Regions from separate parts of the Homo sapiens genome. Here region 1 is linked to region 2. The links are chromatin loops, found by intact Hi-C in ENCODE. Cell type or tissue: adrenal gland. All regions are shown on one strand. Each heading gives the region's core, and the rest is flanking DNA. Links, peaks and the distances in the headings are about the cores only. Region 1 holds the start of LOC124903513 (a long non-coding RNA gene). Region 2 overlaps ITGA11 (integrin subunit alpha 11).

Region 1 (8,327 bases), core at 214-8,213, 140 kb after region 2:
CCATGACTCTCACTCCCTACCCTTCCCCCAGCCTCCCTCTGGCCTCTCTCATCAATTGCAAACCTTTCTGGTTCCATCCCACTGGCTGAATCATGCATTTCTTCTCCCCAGAGGGCCCCGGCTGGGGTTTCTGCCAGACAATCTGACAATCTATGCAGATAACTGCAGGGCACTTTCCCACACAAAAAAATGGGAAAATGGCGCAGAAATTAGAGAACTTGCCTCTCTTCTTCACCCTCCTCCAGTGCCCCACCGTTTCACAAAATGCCTGAGCTAAGCCAAAGAGGAGACCGTCTTAGGAGGACGACACAGGGACTTTGTACCACCTTCAGGTGCCTACTTCTTTCTTAGGTGGGCCAATAAGCTGACCATCCCTTCCTGGGCCCCAGTGCCCTGCAGAAGAGGTGGAGGACTCGGGCTGGTGAGGGAAGACCTGGTGTCCTAAAAGACCTTGGCATCTGCCACCATCGTCTCGATGGTGATGGCACTGGAGCATATAATCACTGCCCAGCAGGACTCACTGCATCCCCACTAGTCCCCCTTTATCTCTATCCCACACTGAAGCCAGAGTTTGCTTCCTGAAATGTAAATCTGTTTTGACTTGTCTCTGGTCTCCCTGTTAAAACCCATCAATGGTTCCCTACTGCTCTCGAGGAATTGTCTGTCATGATTCCAAGGCCCTGCCTTGCCTGCTCACTTAACCCCAGCTTCTTGTGGGCCATTTGCCACCCCCATGACTGCTCAGACCCCACCAGTCTTCAGCCAGTTCTCCAGGGCCACACTCCCTCCCATTGCAAGGCCCTTGTTCATGTTATTCTCTCTGCCCAGAGCACTCTTCCCCATCTGCTACCTGAACAACACCTGCTCAAACTCAGAACTTGGTCTCTGGGTCTCCAAGCCCAGTTCAGTCCCAGGCCTTCAGGCTCTGTCCCCCTCATAGCACCAAAAAACTCCTTATCACAGCAGAGTCATGGTGCAATTGCATGTTTGTCTGTGTGGTTATCTGATTGTCTGTCTCCTCCATAAGAGCAGGGAGCTTGTCTGCTTTTTCCCATTCCTATATACCCAGTACCTAGTACCCTGTGTGGCCTGGAACAAGTGTTCAATTAAGATATGTAGTGTGGGAGAAGGAAATGCTGAATCTGCCTGGTGCCAAACTCCTGCGGTCCAAGAGCTCCCAACAGAGGTCACATGATGTACCCAGAGGAAGACACAGCAGAGTTGAGAGCTGTGGTTGGTTCAGTCCCGTTGCAAGTATGCAAAAGACATGTGTGTGCATCCTCAGGAAGTGTGTGTGCTTATGTGTGTTCACATCCAGTGTATGTATGTGTAGGCATCATCCATGGCCTAAACTCCTGGCAGGCCCAAATCTCTCTACTACATACCTGACAGAGGCTCACCAGCCTTTCACTGGACATTTTCCAGCGACCAGGGAAGCTTCTTCATAGGTAGTATTTTAAAATATAGGCCCTGAGGTCAAATGGGCCTGGGCTGAAATCCCAGCTTCAGCACTGAGCATACTGTTTAAATATTTGGGGCCCCAGCCAGGCACGATGGCTCACACCTGTAATCCCAGCACTTTAGGAGACTGAGGTGGGAGGATCACTTGAGCCAACGAGACTGAGACCAGCCTGGGTAACATAACCTGGGTAACACACGGGTGTGTGTGTGTGTGTGTGTGTGTGTGTGTGTGTGTGTGTGTGTATTTATTTATATTTGAAGCTTCAGCTTTCATTCTTGAAAAAGGGGGATGATGATTTCTACCTTAGAGGATGATAGTGAAAACTAAATGTAATACTGCATTTAATGTACTTAGCACCATGTGTGGCATGCAATAAGAGCTCAATTGCTAGTGGCTATTAGCATTGCTAAAACTAATATTTGGCTCTTCTTCTAGGAGCAGTCTTTGGTTTTTTTCTCGGGTCCAACTTAATCAGCAATCAAGACTACCGTGTCCCTCAAAAGCCCAAAACATTTGTGAAAACCCTAAAGCTTAATGAAGATTTTGAGGTGAGATGAAAGCCAGGTAGTAATGTCATATACAACATAACAGTAGAGGTCCCCAGACATCTTTCTTATCCTGTTTGCTCTCCCCAAGTTTCTCCTACCTTGATACCTCAGTGATACACTTCCCCCACCCTTCCCCCATACAGCTCTTTACTACTCTGTCTGGCAGTTCAGCTCCAGCCCAAACTTGCATTCACCACTAAGGAAAAATGCCACAATTTTCCAGATCTCCCTTCCAGCAGTTATTTAACAATGGTAATCACATTTTGTTATGGAAGATTTCTTTTTGGGCATTTATTCCATTCTTAAGCCCAACTGCTGGTCATTGTTCCCCTTTCTAGCCCTGTGAATGCTATCTCAAAGAAGAAATGATGGTAAATATAATATTCTCCAACCTTCAAGTAAATCCTTTAACCCAATATATTGCAAGGTGAGTCTGTGATAAAATTCTTTCTTATGCGGAGCTGAAATCTGTTTCCCTGTAACTCATACCCCATGCGTAAATGCCCATGAAGTCCATATTCTCCTTCACAAAACAAATCCTTAAAAACTCACATCCATTTCCTTTAGAAAACTTTCTTCAGTTTATTCTGGGATTCATTCTTGGCTGTGTGTCTGCCTGTCCTTTCAGCTTTCATAATGTCCTTTTTTCAGCTGTGGCTCCTGAGAAAACCTGATGCTTGGTTTATCAACCAACTCCCCTTAGCCTCCTTCATGACAGGTCGTATCTTTGCTGAATTTTCATTTGCTCTTATAAACTCTAAGATATAGTATTTCAAATTGAGATGGGAGATTGCCAGTCGCTTCTAAATTGGATAGAGAGATTATTAAAATGCAGATTCTGGGCTTCATCCCAGATCTAGGAAAGCCAAGCCTCTGGGTACAGAGCACAGGAGTAAACAAACTCTCCAGGAATTATGATGCCCAGTCAAAACTGCAAACCAGAACTCTAAGGAAACCACAGATGTACCTGGTAAAATGGGGACTCCTTGCTCCTTGCACATTCTATTGCTCTTTCTCCCCAAGTGGATTTGGCTAAAGAAGGATGAAATTATTGATGGAGTTGGTCGTGAGAGGTGGTTTTTTTTGTTTGTTTGTTTTGTTTTTTTGGCTTTGGTGAGAAGTTGTTTAACAAGTAACAGAATGTTCCTTTCCTGGGGCTTTAGTAACGTTATTTCTGGAGCTACTGGGATTTCCAAAAATGCTCCAGAAGCTGATAAATTGAGCTAATTCCAAACCCGCTGGCCAGTTGCTCAACCATACTATGCATTTTTTGGTGTTCAATAATATTTACTGAGCACCTACTTTATGCCAGGAACTTGGGATACTTCAGTGAGCAAAACAGACATACATCCTGCCCTCATGGAGCTTCCTTGCTAGTAGAAAAGGAATAATCTCACAAGGGCAAAGAGGAAGAAAAGAGACAGCAGCAGACGAGTGATGTTCATTATTTTGGTGCAATAAGATGCAGTGAGGCCGGGCGCAGTGGCTCACACCTGTAACCCCAGCACTTTGGGAGGCTGAGGCTGGTGGATCACCTGACGTCAGGAGCTCGAGACCAGCCTGGCAAACATGGGGGAAACCCCATCTCTAGTAGAAATCGAAAAAAAAATTAGCCAGGCATGGCTATAATCCCAGCTACGCGGGAGGCTGAGGCAGGAGAATCGCTTGAAACCGGGAGGCAGAGGTTGCAGTGAGCCAAGATTGAGCCATGGTACTCCAGCCTGGGCGACAAGAGCAAGATTCCATCTAAAAAAAAAGAAAGATGCCGCCAGGCATGGTGGCTCACACCTGTAATCCCAGCACTTTGGGAGGCCAAGGCAGACAGATCACGAGGTTAGGAGTTCGAAACCACCCTGACCAACATGGTGAAACCCCGTCTCTAATAAAAATACAAAAATTAGCCGGGGGTGGTGGCGTGCGCCTGTAATCCCAGCTACTCAGGAGGCTGAGGCAGGAGAATTGCTTGAACCCGGGAGGCAGAGGTTGCAGTGAGCTGAGATTGTGCCACTGCACTCCAGCCTGGGAGACAGAGTGAGACACCATCTCAAAAAAATGAAACAAAACAAAAAAAACATACAATGAGATGCAGGGGTAAGGAATAACAGAGAGGGATGACCCATGAGGAGGTCATAAAGGAGAAATTCTAGGGTGGAGGAGGGATGGGGGGAGTGGAAGACTCTAAAGGTGATTAGGGACTATGCTGAGGAGAAGCTGCATCTTATGTGAGACTAGAGGAGGCCACCCCTGCAGTAGACTGGTGGCCTACACAGGCTGGTAGTAGCTGCAGCTTGGGTATGGGAATAAAGAGAGAGAAGTGAATGCCAAGGTGAGGACGGGGCACCTGTCCTCATTTAGGAAAGTGAGCTAAAAAGCTAGATTTCCAGGGAGACAGGATTTCTGTGTGGGTCCAGGTAACCTAGACAGCGCTGGGGAACCTCCAGGCAGATAATTTATAGGTCTGGGTATTCCTTATGGCATTCCAGGTCTACTGAACATGGTGCGTGGGTCCTTCTCTGGGCAACTGTGGTATAACAGAGTGGAGAACCTGGCTCCAGAGCTCACAGGAGGTACCAAGTGAAGCCTGGGTTCTGAACACCTTACGGGGAAAGAAGTGTCACACACATACTCACACAGGAGGACACACACACTCAGGTATATTCACACCCATAGTCACATACACACTCAAGTGCACAAGGTCACCCTCTTTCCTTGGTTGTGCTGAGATTCCTAAGGGTGGGTTGGAGGGAAGGCAGGGGACAAACACTGCTGGCAGGCTGGTTTGGGACATCTGAAGTATAGAAATGAAAGGAGGAAAGAATATTTGCAGCTTTCTGATATGTGAGCAGAGCTATGACAATCTCATTCCAGTCCAGCTCTCTACTTCTCCTAGTCTGCAATTGAACCTTTCACAGTGAATTAGTAATAATAGAATCAACAAAGGAAAGAGCTCTTCAAGTAGCACTGAATTGGCATTTAGTCCTCCTGAAAAGTGGAAAACACATTTTTGAGGCCAGATTTTTCATAGCCAGGAAGTCGTTTTAACCAAAGCAACAAGTCTAGTGACGTGTCATTTTTGACAATAAAATTTTGTATTTATTCTATTTCTGCAGTGTAATCTTTTCATCTTTGGATAAATATTTATCTTGTACTGGCTCTGTACCAGACCCTGTTCTGGATGCTAAGGATACGGTGGGGGTAAGGATGAGCCCAGCCCTCCTGGAGCTTACCCTTAGTGCAAGGTCAGGCGTGAGAGCAGAGAGGCTTTGCGTGCCCAGTAGGGCTGGGACCTTGTACTGAGCCCCTGTGGACTTTCTAGTTGTGCGGCCTCCCAGGTGATACTCCAGGAGACGCTACTGCGCCTGGCATCTGTCATCATTTGCAGAGAACGAGCCTGTAGCTGTGTGGGACTCAGGGAGGCCTCAGGACAGTGAGTAGTACAGCAGAGATCTGAATCCAGCACTGTCTGCTCGCAACCACCAGGCCATGCTCTTTCTTTCGCCCACCACCTCTCCCCCAGGAAAGAGCCAGCAGATCAGGATCTCCCTGCTACTCACACTGTGAAGACGGAAGCGAGAGAGAGCCACTTTGCGTGTGGCTGGCTTCAGAAGTCAGAACAGGCTGGGGAGGTTCCTAAGGTGAGTGCTAAAGTCCCAGTTCAACTTCCTTCATTATCATATGGCCTCCAAGTCTCCCTGTCCTGGGTTTTTCTGGTCAGCCAGCTCCATTCAACAAATGCGCTGATGTCAGCTGTGTGCTGGGCCCCAGGAATCCGGGAGTAAATGAACCAACATGTCCAGTGTGCATATGGAACAGAACACTGAGGGTTTGATAGAGTAAAAGCAGAAGCCAGAGGAGGCCTAAGGTCGGGGGACACTTAACTCTGACAGGCAAGTGTGCCCAGACTTAAACTAATGCCTTCTTCTCTTAAGGAAGCTCCCACAGGGAAGGGATTAGCCCCATCATGTCCATTGTACCTCAGTTCCCAGCACAGAAACTCGCATGTAGTAGATGCTCACCAATATTTGGGTAAATGACTCAAAAAAGCAAGGCTGGGATCACTGAACCTGCCTTCCCTCATGCTCTCAGTGACATGACCTGTAGTTCGTTTGCCCTACTTCGGGTGCCCCAGAGAGACACAGCAACCACCACCAATGCCATCACTTAGGGTCTTGTTATTAGTGACCTCAGAGGAGCAGGACCAGGCTACTCACAAGCCTGGTTCCAGAGGTGATTGGCAGCAAAGCTAATGAGGTTTCAGTTTCAGAGCCCCCCGTCTTGGGTGGGTTCTGCAAGGCTGAGGCATCCTCTGCTGAGCATGCAGGAGGAAGCAGCGGTTCAGCCATGCAGTGCGTCTGTAGCCTCTGCCCTGGTAATGCCAGCACCACCCCATATCCACAGGGCACCCTGATACCCCCCCAAGGGATGTCACTGAATGTGTGGGTCCTGCTTTTAAAGCCACAGGAAGGACTCTGAAGGAGATACTGTTATGACCCAGGCTTCACGACGTTAAATCAAGTTTAGCCTAAAGCTGTCTCCTTACATATTTTAAGTTCAACCTAAAGTTTTTTTCTGTACATCATGAACTATAACAAGTGGAGGTGTAACCAGACCGTTGCCTGTGCCAGTCACAGCATTTAGGCCAATTAAATGTAGCCAACGTTTTGAATCATGTTCAAATAAGGCAAACACCTGAGCTGTAACCAATTCAGCTATTTCTTTATCTCATTTCTGATTTCTGTATGTCACTTTCCTTTTTCTCCCCATAAATCTTCTTCCACCAGATGACTGCACTGGAGCTTCTGAGCCTACTCTGGCTTAGGAGGCTGGCTGATTCATGACTCATTAATTGCGCAGTTAGACTCCTTTAAATTTAATTTGGCTGAAGTTTTTCTTTTATCAACGGTCACCTGGCTCCAAGGGCTACCAGTCCAGCAGGTGCAGATGACAGTGGCCCTAGGCATAAAGCATCGGCTGAGCAAGAGACTGCTGAGGACATTTCAGGTGTGACATTATTAGTAACAGGTCGTGGAGCTGCTTCCTCCAAACTACCATCATGAAACACAGTTTAAAAACCCATGCCTGAGGGAAGGCCGAATTATCTTTTTCTTTTCTTTGGAAGAGTAATTTTATAAAATCATTATTACATGAAGAGGTGATCACAGAGTATGGGTCAGAAATGTTAAAATATAGGAAAAAAATGTGTCAGTATCATAGAGGTGTGTAAGACTGTCTATTGCTACTAATAATAAAAACTGTTATTCTTCTGGATTTTGTGATGATTATGTTGTCATATTTTAGAAATGTGTAATTTCTCATTCTTAATAATGATCACTTTGATATCTGATTTTGTATTTACAAAAAATACAAAAATTAGCCAGGCGTGGTGGCACATTCCTGTAGTCCCAGCTACTCGGGAGACTGAGGTGGGAGGATCACTTGAGCCTGGCAGGTTGAGGCTGCAGTGAGCCATGATCAGGCCGCTGCACTCAGGCTGGGTGAGAAAGTGAGATCCTGTGGCAAAAAATAAAAAAAAAAGAAACAATTTGCCAGTCCACAGTCTTGTAAATTTGAACAAATTTGTAATTTGTATATTTTTTTCTTAGAAGGTCTCATCTCCCCTAAATTGTCTAAGCTGCGGGATTGAGATCCACACAACCTGGATATGTCTGTATGGTTCATGGCATATGCTTATCATGGCTGTATCCATGGTCTATCTTTTCATTTATGTATGCGTCACCTTTGAACCTACCACCAACAGCAAGAAATAGAACACTGCTAACTGGCTTTTCCCATCCCATCTTCCTGCCTCCTCCTGTTGAGTTCATCATTATCCTGAATCTTGTATTCATCATTGCTTTACCTTAAAAATATGGTTACCATTATATATGAATACACACACACGTACACAAAAATATACATATATATGTGTGTGTACATGCAAAACAGTTTACCACTACACTTCTGAGGAGTAAATTGTTTAATTTGCTTTTGTTTTTATCTGTATAATCTTTATAACAATGGTATTGTGGTATCTGTTAACTTCTCTCACTTAGGCTTTTTATTCAATAGTTTACTGGTAAAATTCACCTATATTATTGTGTAGCTATAGTTCACCAATTTTGACTGCTGTAAAATATTCTACCACAATTTGTTGATTCAATCTCCATTTGATGGGCAGTACTGTGCTTTTTTTTTTTAGGTTTTTGCTATTATAACATTGCTTTGAAAATTCTTGTATGTGTCTTCCAGTTTTGGGTATAAAACTAGGAGTAGAAACGTTGAGTTCTGAAGGGTATGTGACTGTTCAAATTTATAAG
Region 2 (8,327 bases), core at 25-8,024:
GGTCTGGGCACTTGACTGGCCTCTGCTCATGGGAATAGCCACTGGGAGGAGAGTGGAAATGGATGGCAGGGCTGGAAAGAGCTCACCCTTCAAGACCACTTCCTATTTCAAAGGCCCTTGGTGTCCCCACCATAGAGATCATACCCTCCGCTGAACCCAGAGCTCTTATTTGACCTCACCACTCACGCATCACCACTCCGCACATCATGTTTCCCTTTTGGCCTTGGCTGCTAGGAAGCTCAGCACTAATGTAGAGATAATCCTTATTTTAGCCTAGCTGGTTAGAATATGTGCTCCATTATCCTTCTACAAGTTTTGAATGTGCTATTTCTCTTTATTATCTATGTCATGGTATATATGTTTTCTATCTAAATCATCTCATAGTTGGATCAAAGTTGAGCATAAATTATTGGAAAATATGTTACATAAATTAAGAATATGATATTGTTCATTATTTTCCCTTGTATGTTCGTTTGTCTCTTCCAGGGGATTGTAGGTCCCCTGCTCACCCTCGGCTGGTGTCCCTGGCATCTTTCCATCAGAAGGATTGGAAAGCCCAAGGTGTTCAGCCAGCGGGCCTAGAGGTCACCTCATCTGGGGGCTGAAGGACAAGCACCCAGAACTCCAGAGACTCCTGTCTCTACCTTTCATCTATTTTGTAATGTGGGCTCCGAAGAAAGGGTTTCTTTTTTTTTTTTTTTTTAACAAAATTTGAAATTAGATTAGACTAGTAGTTTCATATTACAGAAGAGACTTTCCTGAGGTTATGCAGGAGTTGGTGGCAGAGCCTGGGCTAGAACGCAGGCTCCAAGTGCAATGTTTGATCCATGCTGCCTGTGAGGAGGATGTCCAGGAAATAATCCAGGGCCCCAGGAGCCCCAGAGCCTCTGGCAGTGAAGGGGAAGGGGCGAGGGTGGGGGTGGAAGGAGCCAACTCACATGGCCGTGGGCAGGTCACTCCGGGCATCCAACACAAGGTCAGGGACACAGTGCTCATCCTCATTGCAGCCGTTCCAGAAGGGCACCTGGGCCAGGGAGAGCCAGGTGTGGGCAGCTGGGTAGGGACCCGCAGCCCCTCGCCCTCAATGTACACCAGCTCTGTCTCCACCACACTAGACATGGGCTGGCTTTCCTGCACTGTCCCCAGACACCACACTGCTCTGTCTTGTGCTTTTCCATAGATGCTTCCCTCTTTAAAACGATGCTCAAAGCTCAGCTCCTCCTGGCTCCCCTCCAGTTCATAACTGAGCTGATGGCACAGAACCCCCACCCCCACTCACCCAGCAGAGCGGTTCTGGTCAACATTTATTGATCATCTACTGTGTGTGGGCAAGGGCTTTGGTACTGGGGATACAAAACAAGAAAGATGCAGCTTCTGCCCTCAGCTCAAGGGGAAGATTGGTGTATGAACAAATCACTAGTGTAAAATGTGCAAAAAAACCGAAAAGAAATGTGCATGAGGAATAGAAGAGGCAGAGAGGAGAAACAGCTGTTTTGGCCTGTAGGAAGTCAGGGAAGCCTTCGAGGAAGTGACAGGGGATCAGAGTTCTGAAGGACGGTCAAGGTAGCTGTGTGGACCGGGATGGAGGTGGTGAAGTCCAGGAGGAAGGACGGCCTGATGCAGGGGCCCTGGGGCAGGAGCGGGACGGTGAGTCTGGGAAATGATAGGTGGGTCAGTGTTGCTGTGGTAAGAGACACAGGGGTGGGAGAGAGGAAGAGATGGTCAGGGGCCTGTGTTTACAGGGCCTTGGGGTCATTCCTTGCAACTGGTAGGAGTCGCCGAATGCCTCAGGCAGGGAATGTCCTGACAGACCTGCATGCTGAAGGCTGCCCTGGCTGCTGTGGGAGAATGGAGTGAGAAGATGGAGGCTCGAGGCAGGGAGACCATTGAGGAGGCTGCCACAACATTCGGGCAAGAGATGACGCTGGTGTCGGTGTGGTAGTGGGCATGAGAGGAGGAAATAGGTTAGTGACCCCAGAGGCGGGATCAATAGGAACCTGGAGGTTGTCGGGGCTGAGGGAGAAAGGGGTCCAGGGTGTCAGCTGAGTTTCTTTTTTAGGTGTCTAGAAGGATAATCATGGCATTTGGTAATAAAAGCAGGGGTTGGCTGGGCGTGGTGGCTCACACCTGTAATCCTAGCACTCTGGGAGGCTGAGACAGGTGGATCAACTGAGGTCAGGAGTTCAAGAACAACCAGGCCAACATGGTGAAACTTTGTCTCTGCTAAAAAATACAAAAATTAGCTGGGCGCAGTGGCTGCAGTCCCAGCTACTCGGGAGGCTGAGGCAGGAGAATTGCTTGAACTCAGGCAGAGGCTGCAGTGGGCCAAGATCGTGCCACTACACTCCAACCTGGGTGACAGAGGGAGATACCATTTCAAAAAAAAAAAAAAAGAAAGTAGGGGTTAAGTGAGAAGTTCAGTGTGCGGCATGTTGAGTTTGAAGTGCCTGTGGCCCACCCAGGGCGAGGACCTCAGCAGGCAGATGGATATTCAAGCCTGGAGCTGAGGGGCAGTAACTGTCACTACCGACAACACAGCCCAAACCAGGGGAGAGGAAACAGGTGTCACAAAGTCATGTGTATCTTAAATTCATTAACTTTTCTCGAAGGAGAGCTCTCTGGCCCTCAGTCAGATCCACACGCTCTTGCTTTAGGCATTGATCTACCCATCTCGCCCCTCAGCTCCCCACCGCAAGGTGGACCTGCCGACTGCAATGGTAGCCAGCGAAGCCATATCCAGGGGTCACCGTGGAGCCGTTTGGGAAAGGAACTTAGTTCAGGATAGGGGCTTTACGGCATTCTAGCACCAAAGTTCATCCTGGTGAGTTCAAGTCTCAAAGAAAAAACAGCCAGCTCCCACTCAGCATACTGTTTAAGAAGTTTGAGAACTATATAATGACCTTCAGAAGAATTTCTATCTGGCTGATTAAAATAAATAATTTAATGTAATAAGCAACTGTTACACTCAATAATATGGGATGGCTCACTTCCCCAACAGGCCAGATATTATGGTATTAGAACAGCGCTGGGCATTTAGTAGAGGCAAAGTAAGACTTTGTAGAATGATGGGAAGAATGTGTCTCACTTGCTGGGGGCTAGAAATCCAGATAAATCAGAGTTTTAGAAACTTAGCTGCTCTACAAAGTTTTCAGCTCTGTTTCTCACCTTTTCTTTATAAGGTGAGAAAGGGGTTTACCTGAAGCTGCATCCTGCCTTTCCTATTTCCCTGCCTTGGTGATGCTGTCAGCTCTCCCGGAATAAAAGCCCATCCTCCCTGTCTCTGCATGTCTGAATCCTGCCTAGCCTTTAAAGTCTGGCCAAAGGCTCCCTCCTCCAGGAAGGCCCTCTGACCTATCATCTGATTGCTTGATTGTACGTCCTCCAAGTGCATACTGCCTCCCACCTGACCTGTGCTGCTCATTACCACCTTGCACGGAGATCGTCGGTGTCAGAGCAGGGATTACCCTGTGTGTTAATCTGCACTGTGGGCTTCAGCATGCTTGTGGGGTGAGTGCCACGTACTCATTCATTTGCCATAGTGACTTTGTAATTACTGCGAGAGGACAAAAATGACTTAGTGCGCCCAGCTTTCCCCTTCTCCCGGCTCACTAACGATGAATCCAGCTTTGCCAGCCCAGGAGCTCAGACTTAGGAGAAAGAGGGGAGGTGTGAGGACGGAGGTTTGGCAGGGGACTGTGGGAGGCCTGGGGAGAGGGGTGTGGAGGGGCTGTGGGGGATGATGGGTGTGAATGAGAGAAGGGGAGGTTTTCAGGGGCATTGCTGTGGACTGTACGGTCCTTTCCTGGTGTTGAAGAAATGCAGGTAAGAACTTGAATAATTCTGAAACTGCTTCCTGGCTGGACTCTGTCACTCACACAGACGTTGCTCAGAGACTGGACCTCACAGAATGGCTTAAGAGCACCGTGGTGTGCTTAAAAGTTGTTTCCCAAATCCTCAAGGTTCAGGCATTAGCTATTCCATTTTATAACTTTTGCCTGCTCTTGCAGCACAGCAGCAGAATTGATCACTGCCTGACATTTTCCTTGAGTGGGATTTACATGGAGTTGCGGCTGCAGGGAGCATTTGAATGTTAGATGTCAAACATTTTGGATGCCCCAGAGCCAGGGATTAGAAAATGTGGCTGAGGGATGGGGCCGCTTCTTTTTGGAATGCTTAGGACCGCTGTCAGTCAGTTAAAACACTTCTTTTTGCAATACTTAGGAGCTCTGTGAATCAGTTAGTCACCTAACAAGCAGAACCCCAGGCTCTAAGAGTCACTCTCTGGTCTCCATTGTCCTCATCTGTAAAGGAGGGAGGTGGGTGATTAAGATCTCCGATCCCTTCTCATCCAGTGGTTCTTTGTATTTCTCCGGTGCTCACCCTGTGCTCCCCTGTGCTGGGGATACGGGGAAACTTGAACAGGAGAAGGCCTGGGCCTTGCCCTTAAGGAATTGATCTGCTAACACTCAGCACAGGCCCCGAGAGAGGCAGGAAGGAGCCACACTGTGGGTTTGCCAGGACAGGAGGTGGGAAGGTGAGATGAGGGATGGTGTCCTCTGTACCCGGCACACTCAGGCTCTGGGCTTTGGGGTTGAGGTGGAGGTGGGGGTGGGGTTCATGCCCGAGGTGCGTGCCCTGTACCGAGATGTACCGAGACTCTGAGAGTGGTGGGCCAGCCGTCGTCCAGCATGGGGCCATGGTCAGGGTCCTCCAGGGAATACTCGACTGAGAAGGTCACTGGCTTCACGTAGTCAGCAGTGTCCTGGGGGGTGGAGATGAGGGCAGCGGTGAGGGAGGAGAGAACGTCATTTTATGAGCCAGGACCGTGGATGCTGAGATAGAACTTCCACCTTCCTTAGATGGCAGGGCAGCTGCCCTGTGCCCTCAGGGTGAGTCTGCAGGTGGATGGAGGTTTCTAGCGGGTCTGTTGGTGGGAAGAGTGTGCTTCTGTGAAAGGAGCTCCAAGCTCAGCTCATGCCAACCTAGCTGCCTGGCTGTTTTGCCAAGCTCCTGCACATCCTTCGGGGCCAGACTCCCATTGCCCGGGTACCTCGGCCTCTGGGAAGCCTGGCAGTGCCCGCCTGTATCCCACCCCACCCACCACTCTCTTCAGACCAGTTACGCCTGCTGCTCATGTAGCATTTGAACCATATGACTGTGTGTCACTCTTCCTTCCCAAGCAAGGAATAGGCCTGGAGCCTCCCAGCATGGCCCTAGCACTGTGATAAGGGCTTCAGCATGTGGAATTGGTGAATGAACAAACTCGTGAGCAAGACAGGGGCGCTCAGGTTGGTTCTGAGCATAGATGGTAAGTAAAGGGGTTGCTTAGAGCAGCCTAAAAATTTCCCCTTGGAACCTGCAATCCCTGATTATATAAAGGCAGTGGCTGTCAAACCTGAGCTGGCACCAGAGTCCCCTGGGAGCTTGTTAAAACACAGGGTGCTGGCGCCAGCCCCAGCCCCAGCCCCAGAGTTTCTGAGTCAGAACAAGTGAATTTCCAAGTTTGTGGGGAGGATGAAGATGCTGCTGGTGTGGATGCGTCTCAGGGGGCCCCTTAACAGGGATGCACCTTCTCAGACCTGCTCACATCTCTGAACTCTGGCCATTGAACTACTGGGACCAGGAGGGCTCTGAGTGACCCTGCTTGCATCTCTGGGGCTGGAGCTGTGAGCTGGGTATTTGGTATCTCTGGATGGAAGTAAACCTCTCATTCTCTTCCTTAGCTATAAAATGGGGCACCAGGCCACTACCCTACTTGTGACATCACTGGCGCCCCTCTCTGTCTCACCTCCTGTTTTGTACATGCCACTGTCTCCTGGACCTGGCCTTTAATTGTTAGCTGCTGCCTGCTTATCCCTCCCTTTGGGGCTGTGCCCCCCACCAGCTGCTCCTAGTTCTCTCTGCTGGACCTACTGAGCCCACCTTCCTCCCTTCGGCATCTGAGAGTGGCAGGAGAAGAGGTTTTGGAAGGATGTCTAGTGAGGTGGTATGTAGCGTGTCTCTGGGGCATGAGGTGGGAATGTGGAGTGGCCAAGGTCAGGGTACACTGTCCCTGGCTGGCTTCCTGAGGTCTGCTGGGGGCTTAGAACCAGCCAGGCAGACTCTCTGCCTCTCCCACGGCAGATGCTCCTTCCTATAGGAGCTTGGGCTCTGCTGGTGGGGCTGCCAGCTTACCAGGACATGGAAGTTGATCCGCTCACAGAGCTCCTGGCCGGAGGAGAGCAGTACGGCTCTGTTGGTGAATCGGTCCCCGCCCTCGTCCAGGTGGGCCCTCGGTGTATACCGCCTCTCATCCATGGTGGCGTTGTATCTGATGCCTGCAGGAGGGGAGAGGGCAAGACCACAAAGGTGGAGCCACATGCCCATCCAAGACTGTCTGCCTCCTCCAGGAAGCCCCCCAGGCTGGCCAGGGGAGAGCTGTTCCTTTCCTCTCACGAGCCCCAGTGTGGGTGAGAAACTCCCACATGGAGAGCAAGTGATTGCATGAGGAAGGTAAAGGAAGGAACCAAAGAAAAGGGGGAGGAAGAGGGTGGAGAAAGAGCAGAAGGAAGAAGTGGAGGGAAAGTGAACACCGCAGATGAGGAGGGGAGACAGGATGTGGGGCCAGGGTGGTGTCATGTTGAGCCCTTGCTGCAGTCAACAACCCCCTCCGCCTCTCCCTCCACCTTCCCTGTCTTTCCCTGGGCTCTGGGATCCCCCTCAGGGCTGGTCAGAGCCTTTGCTGGGTACTTCCTCTCACACCAAGGAGGGCTGGCCAGCCCCTTCCTGCCGGATCCTCAAATCTCTGACTCTATTCTGGGGCATAAACCCTGCTGCCTCCTCCCCTTCAGTTAGGTTTTGCCAATTCCCGGAAAGGCTCAGTCCCTTCTCCTGTTCTCCAGCACGCCCGCAGGTTGCTGCTGGCTCTCATATCTGTCTCCTCTCAGGGACAGAAGTTGAAAGAGAGGGGCACAGCCCCCAGGCCCACCTTTGTCCTCATCTTCCCTTTGGTCTCTTCTTTGTCTGGTCCTGCTCCTTGGCTGAGAGACTCCCTGAGTCCCTGTTTCCTGTGCCAGCACAGACAGTCCTGGAACCCGCAGCTCACTTCCTGAGACCACCTGGGGCCAGGGCTGTCATGAGTAGGTGTCTGACTCCAGACTTAGCTGGAAGTGATGGACCCTCAGAAGGAAACTGCCCTGCTGTGGACTCACACCCACTTCTGAGCGGGGCTCCCTGCTGCTGGGGTCTCATTGACCTGGCCTCCTGGTTTCCAGCACCCCCCCTGTAGGACTCCTGGGTCTGCATCCAGGCAGACTTCTGGGCTTCCACACCCCACTTTTCTCCACTGGCATCAGTCCTGTGCTCTGATCCAAACTCTACGCCCAGACTGTTTCCTTCTTCTCCTGTCCTCCCTGTCATGATCACCCCTGCTCACTGCCACTCTCACCCTGGCATGACATCCCCTCTTTGCCCTTTGGAATGAGAGCATCAAATGGGATCCAGTAGTCATCCAAGGTGGCTCTTGGGCGACCTGGCACTTAGCACCCATTTTGGGAAAAGCCCAGGCTTTGAAATAGAGCAAGGTGCAGGGGGAGACTGGAGTCTGGGGGTGGGGAGAAAGGAGGGGCCTGCTTTACCAACAGTTGTTGTTTGGAAATGGGGTGCCAGGAAGATGGGCGTGAAGCAGAGGAAGGCGGCCAGGCAGGTGGCATCCCTGCCACTGCGCTTGCAGTCTCTGTGGAAGATGTTGATCTTGGATGGCTCAAAGTGGAGGCTGGCATTGATCTGAACCACTGGGCGGGACCTGGAGGAGAAGGGCCAGTGAGCTGGGGTGGGGCAGGGGCTCAGGCTGCCCTGCTGTGACCATGGGGAAAGACAAGAACCAGATGCGAGTGGGATCTGCAAAGCCACTGGAGGGGGTGAGGTGGAGGATGGAGGGGGCGAGGTGGAGGATGGAGGGGGCTTCGGATGTCAAAGGACTGGCAAGAGCGAGCACGGGGCGAAAGGGGCTCAGCCACCTCATGGCCCCTCCATGCAGCCCCTCAGCACTTTCCCCGAGGGGCTGTGCTCGCTGTGGATCATGCTGACTTCCCTTTGCTCCCTCATCATCTTTTATAGCAGTGGTTCCCCACCCTGGATGCACATGTGAGTCATCTGAAGAGCTTAAAAAAATCCTGGTGCCTCAGCTACACCCTAGGCAAAACCACATCAGAATCAGACCTTAGCAGGTTTTAAAGCAGTGCCTCTGAAATTTTCATATGTGTGCACGCCCCCTGGGGATCATGTTAAAATGCAGATTTTGATCCAATAGCTTGGCACTGATTTTGCATTTCTAACAAGATCCCAGG

The links. A loop is a pair of places that touch in the nucleus more often than their neighbours do. Peaks named below come from ENCODE experiments on the same cell type or tissue, not always from the same donor. Only the 100,000 strongest peaks of a DNase experiment are listed, where the experiment ranks them.
Region 1: a loop joins it to region 2, with 2.2 times the contacts of the local background. A loop is called at or near these places in 1 of 110 quality-filtered maps.

What each region holds. Positions count from the first base shown.
Region 1 is chr15:68,464,885-68,473,211 of GRCh38, forward strand. LOC124903513 (a long non-coding RNA gene) reads left to right here and starts at 5,587. Exons shown (of 2, transcript XR_007064689.1): 1 at 5,587-5,645; 2 at 6,792-7,278. In adrenal gland, for the core only: no CTCF peak of the experiment used is centred there; DNase peaks (open chromatin) are centred at 4,562 and 6,164.
Region 2 is chr15:68,320,480-68,328,806 of GRCh38, forward strand. It overlaps ITGA11 (integrin subunit alpha 11), which reads right to left. Exons shown (of 30, transcript NM_001004439.2): 16 at 7,617-7,783; 17 at 6,175-6,317; 18 at 4,652-4,762; 19 at 939-1,024. Among named protein-coding and RNA genes, the nearest start is that of FEM1B, 47 kb to the left of the region's middle. In adrenal gland, for the core only: no CTCF peak of the experiment used is centred there; no DNase peak of the experiment used is centred there.